Linked DNA regions of Homo sapiens: region 1 is linked to region 2. A link is an interaction called in ENCODE POLR2A ChIA-PET data of the cell type or tissue named here. Cell type or tissue: PC-9. All regions are shown on one strand. Each heading gives the region's core, and the rest is flanking DNA. Links, peaks and the distances in the headings are about the cores only. Region 1 has its middle 15 kb from the start of METTL17. Region 2 overlaps LOC100507513 (a long non-coding RNA gene).

Region 1 (2,919 bases), core at 331-2,830, 94 kb before region 2:
ATTTATTTATTTATTTAGAGATGGAGTCTTATTCTGTTGCCAGGCTGGAGTGCAGTGGTGCCATCTCGGCTTACTGCAACCTCCACCTCCCAGGATCAAGTGGTTCTCCTGCCTCAGCCTCCTGAGTAGCTGGGATTAAAGGCGCACACCACCATGCCCAGTTAATTTTTGTATTTTTAGTAGAGATGGGGTTTCACCCTGTTGGCCAAGATGGTCTTGATCTCTTGAACCCGTGATCCACCTGTCTCGGCCTCCCAAAGTGGTGGGATTACAGGTGTGAGCCACCGCGCCCGGCCATTGGGCCCTGTTTATTGGGAACACTTACTAAATCTGAGACACAGAAAACCACCTTTTTTTGTTTGTTTTTGAACTGGGCAGCCTCCTGAACCAGAGTGGGCTCAGAGAGACTCTCAGAGAATCACCTCCTGTTTTGTTTTTGTTTTTTTTTGAGAAAGAGTCTCGCTCTGTCACCCAGGCTGGAGTGCAGTGGCATGATCTTGGCTCACTGCAACCTCCGCCTACCAGGTTCAAGTGATCTTCATGCCTCAGGCTCCCAGGTAGCTGGGACTACAGGCGCCCGCCACCATACCTGGCTAGTTTTTGTATTTTTAGTAAAGACGGGGTTTTACTATGTTGGCCAGGGTGGTCTCAAACTCCTGACCTCAGGTGATCCTCCTGCCTCAGCCTCCCAGGGTGCTAGGATTACAGGCACGAGCCACCATGCCCTGCTGAAAATCACATTTTAATATACTACTTTATTCAAGGAATCAGAGCAAAAAGAAAAAACAAGAATTACTTTTTTTGTTAACTCCATGAAAAATATGAGGAACTGTCCTAGTAAACAATTTTGTCATTTTCACAATGATGAGTATATAGAGCCTGCCTGTTCAGCCTCTCTTTTGAACAGAATTGGATAAATATGACCAAATCTTTGGCCTTGGGATTCATTTTTTTATACTGTCCTTGGGTCTTTTACTGTGAAAGCATTTTCCAGGTGGAATTTTTTAAGTTAAAGTTCAAGATAAAGCTGTATGTGAAAAAATGAAGCATGTACAGCTGATGGTAAGTGAGATAGCCGATGTTAGGGTATGCAGATACACATTTAAAGTGTTCGTTGTTATATATTTATTTTAATGTAAATGAATAATCAGTACATCAAATCTGTGGTTAAATGAAGAATTGTTTGAGCCCGGGAGGTTGAGGCTGCAGTGAGCTATGATCCCACTACTGCACTCCAGCCTGGGTGACAGAGCACGACCTCGTTTCAAAAAAAAAAAAAAAAAAAACATATCAGAGTCTGACTCACAGCTCTGCTATTCACCAACCTTGTGATCTCAGACTCAGCCCTTGTTTTCTCTTTTCTTTTTTTTTTCTTTTCTTTCTTTTTTTTTTGAGATGGAGTCTCGCTCTGTCACCCAGGCTGGAGTGCAATGGGGCGATCTCTGCTCACTGCAACCTCTGCCTCCTGGGTTCAAATGATTCTCCTGCCTCAGCCTCCCGAGTAGCTGGGATTACAGGCACCCACCACCACACACCCAGCTAATTTTTGTATTTTTAGTAGAGACGGGGTTTCACCAGGTTGGCCAGGCTGGTCTCAAACTCCTGACCTCAGGTGATCCACCCGCCTCGTTCTCCCAAAGTACTGGGATTACAGGCGTGAGCCACCACGCCTGGCGTTTTCTCTTTTCTACAAGGGAAACATTAAAACCCTGCATGATACGCAAACATAAGCCTGATGGTGGGTGACCTTAGATCGTGGACACAGACGAAAGCCTGTATCAGCTCTAGAAAAGTATGTAGAGTGTTACCTACTGGACCATGTTGTGAGGCTTAATCCCAATTACCTTATGTGAAATAGGTGTGCCAAAGAGGGAGTGGCTTCCTTATTTCCAACACTCCTTGCAAAACCATGAGGGATAAACATTTTGAATGATGCTGAGATATTTTAGGCAGTAAAGCACTCATCAAAGTTTCCTCTTAGGTTTAATGACTTTTAGGTCTCCTGTTTTCCTATTAGATGAGGTAGGTGAAGCTGATAGAGACAGCTAAGGATGGGAATGACTACATTACTGTTTGCTGATTGATATCCCCCAGTGTACTAACCTCAAACCTAAATAATCTCAGAGGTGTAAGATCATCTTACTGTCTTCTGTGCTAACATTTTCTCTTGCTCTATTGAAGAAGGGAAAAGAAATAGGGATTTCTGTGTTGACTGCAATGTAATAGTTAAATGTTTTTCTTGATAGTCTTAAGGTAGCAACAACAGCAATAATAACATACATACATACATGTATATATAGGACAATAATTTTATTTTAGTTAATCAGGTGATTTTTTTCTGGATTTAGGTATAGTATTTTAAGAAAAACAGATCTACATAGTAAAAAATTTCAGAAATGTAGATTGCATTTTCCGTAGACATTCCTCTACACACACACACACACACACACACACACACACACACACACACACACTCCTTATGAGGGCTTCAAAGAACTACAAGAGTCCGAGCTAGAAGGAATTTGTGAGGTCCTTTATTCCAAGCTACATTTCATAGCTGAGGACCAGAATGGTAGTCCTCATAGAAAATTAGTGCTAGAACTGGGAATTAAACATATAATTCCTTACTATTGGGATTCCCTTAGTACTATGTGGCAGTTAAAAAAATGAGGTGTGTCTGTGTGTAAGCTGTGGAGCTCTTCAGGAGAATGTGCAGACTCAGGGTAGAGCGGGGAGGCAATGGTGTTGGGTGCGTCAGAGGAAGAAGGATGTGACAGAGTGAGTTCCTCAGGTGAGTACTTGGAGGAGTGAGGAGAGATGGGGAGAATGTGAAATCCTGAGGATCTGGGGTCTGGGATCAGGGGAAGGGAGCTTCCTTTCATCTGAAGGATGTAGATGCTCTCCTCTCCATCGCTTCAC
Region 2 (2,919 bases), core at 303-2,802:
TGTAGGAGCTGGCCATAAAGAAATTACCTGACCTACCTTGTCTGATAGTAGGTCATAAGACTGATTCCAGAGGGGGTCTTGCTGTATAGCTGGGAGGGAGAATTCCTATACAGAGAGTCCAAGAAAAATCTAAACAGACAGGCCGTGCTGGGTTCCTCCCTCAGCCTATTACTATCAACTCATACCCTTTTTGTCCAATTACATTGCTACATGGCTGTCCATCCTTCACTGAACCTGAGCATAAATCTAGACAGTTTTGCCTGGGTCTTTGGGTCTTCATTCTGAAGGTTTCTGAGTCACATAAAACTTTAAGTAAATTTGTTATGCTTTTCTCTTGTTAACCTGTCTTTTGCTATAGGAGTGTCAGACCCTTATGAGGGGAGAGGAGAGATATCATACTTTTTCTACCTCTACACTTTTAATATCATTAATTTTCTAACAATGCCCAAATCTTCAGTACACCTCTCTCTCCTGAACCCTATACTTGTACAGCAACTTTCTATGTGACATTTCTTCTTAAATGTCTAATAAGTATATCAAACCTAGCATGTCCCCAGGAAACACTGATCATCTTTTCCTACTCTTCCCCCGAAGTTGTTCCTCCCTCAGTATTCCTCATCTCAAGAGAAGGTAAGTCCATTTTCTCTAATTGTTGAATAACCTTCTTTTCTCGTATATCCCACATCCAACCTGTCAGAGAAGTCTTTTTCTGCCTTCAAATCACACACAGAATCTGGCCACTTCTCATGGCCTTCACTGCTACCACCGTTCTGAGCCACCATCACCTTTCACTAGAATTACTGGAAAAGCATTCTCATTGGCCTTCCTGCTTCCACCACTGATAGCCCAAGCAGCTAGAGGGTCCTTTTAAAACATAAGTCAGATCATGAAACTCTACTCAAAATCTTTTAGTGCTTCTTCATTTCACCCTGAGTAAAATGAAATCCTTATAAAATCTCATGTGCTCTTACATGATCCATATTCCCAAACCATTTGCTTTTCAAAACTAATCTCCTACTCTTCTCCTTCCCACTCAATTTCCTCTAGTTCCCTGTCCTCTTAGCTGTTCCGTAAACACACCAGGCATATCTCTATCTCAGGGCCACCCTAACCACACCGCACCCACAATGTGCATAGCTAACTTCCTCTCTCTCTAAGTCTTTGCTTAAAAATAATTTTCTCAGCTGGGCGCGGTGGCTCACGCCTGTAATCCTAGCACTTTGGGAGAGCAAGGTGGGCACATCATGAGGTCAGGAGATGGAGATCATCTGGCCAACATGGTGAAACCCCTGTTGTACTAAAAATACAAAATTAGCCAGGCGTGATGGTGCATGCCTGTAATCCCAGCTACTCCGGAGGCTGAAGCAGGAGAATCACTTGTACCTGGGAGGCAGAGGTTGTGGTGAGCAGAGATCGCGCCACTGCACTCCAGCCTGGCAACAGAGCTAGACTCCATCTCAAATAATAATAATAATAATAATTTTCTCAAGGAGATCTATTTTGACTACTTTATTTTAAAATGTTACCCATGGCTAGGTATGGTGGCTCATGCTGTAAACCCAGCACTTTGGGAGACCAAGGTGGGAGGATCACTTGAGCCCAGGAGTTCAAGAACGGTCTGGGTAATATAGCAAGACCTTGTCTCTACAAATAATAATAATAATAAATAAATAAAAATTATATTAAATTAAAGGCTACCAGTATGGAAATGAATAAATGACGCTCATGGAGTTCTAAGACAAAATTCTCTAGAATCTTCTTTTGGCCACTTAGCACAACTGAAACCCCTTACCCCCAAGAACTTGATCTCTTCTGAGGGCCTAAGAACCTGAATGTACAGTTAAACTCTCCTAAGCCATAACAAACTGTTATGGCTTAATGAGCAGCTTATCAGAACTTAGACGATGAAAACAGTACATGGTTTCTCTGTATTTTCCTGTTTCTTTCTCCTCTATCATAGTCCCACTATCAGGCAGATGTTCCTTGTATATCTGTAAGATGACAGCAGCAACTCCACATCTTCCAGTCTCTCAAGATGAAGTCCTGCCTTCATCTCCCAATATTCCTAGCAAAGGTCTCTGACTGGGACAAGTGCCCATCTCATCTAATGAGACACACACACTGAGTAGCTCATTACTGGAGCTGGGGTGGAGCCAGTCCATCCAAGCCACAGACGGGAGCAAGGTGGAGGACTGGTTTTTCAAATAAAACAGGAATATGATTTTCAAAAAGAAAACTAGCTCACCTCCAAACAACCAGTATTCCCCATCCCGATGTCTGTACTTGCATCATCCTCTAGTGGGCCACAGCTCCATCATCACTTTATTCACCTTTGCACCTGCTAAGAGGAGGTCCTTCCCCTCTGGTACCAGAACCACTGGGCTGACAGTTCCTGAGAGAAGGGTCCATGTCTTGGTTATCTTTGAGTCCGTCTCCCAGCCCCGTTCTGGCACAGGGTAGGCTTCCTTAAATGTGTGCTGTCCTACATGATAGCTCTTTTTTTGGTTACTTGGCCTCTCTTGAGCAGCCAGTACCCAATTATCACAGGCCTCCTAGGACTCATTTTTAATGTCCACGTCCCACTTCTCTGGCCCATACATCTAAATATGATATTGCAGTGTAGTATTATTAATGTTGCCATTGTTTTCTAATAAGGAGATAAAGTGTTTTTGGTCCAGTTTTGGGATTGACCTTTCTTTCTCCTTGCAAGTTTGTTGACATGGTGTCGATCACTGATGAGAGTTTGCACAAGTTCCTGGGTCTTATCTAACTCATTTTTGGGAAACTCTGTGTTAGATTTCTCTCTACTTTCATATTTAACTGTATTGCATCTATTCTTGTCCTATCTGTGACAAAGAGGAAACTGGCAACACCATTTACATTGCTGTGGCTGTAGTAACTAGCTGCCCTCAGGCTTAT

Evidence for each region. Peaks named below come from ENCODE experiments on the same cell type or tissue, not always from the same donor. Only the 100,000 strongest peaks of a DNase experiment are listed, where the experiment ranks them.
Region 1: POLR2A ChIA-PET joins it to region 2 with 10 read pairs; 4 of 35 experiments call an interaction of 5 or more read pairs at or near these places.

What each region holds. Positions count from the first base shown.
Region 1 is chr14:20,973,513-20,976,431 of GRCh38, reverse strand. No RefSeq gene overlaps it. Among named protein-coding and RNA genes, the nearest start is that of METTL17, 15 kb to the left of the region's middle. In PC-9, for the core only: no CTCF peak of the experiment used is centred there; a DNase peak (open chromatin) is centred at 1,321.
Region 2 is chr14:20,879,621-20,882,539 of GRCh38, reverse strand. All of the region lies in intron 1 of LOC100507513 (a long non-coding RNA gene), which reads left to right. Among named protein-coding and RNA genes, the nearest start is that of RNASE3, 10 kb to the left of the region's middle. In PC-9, for the core only: no CTCF peak of the experiment used is centred there; no DNase peak of the experiment used is centred there.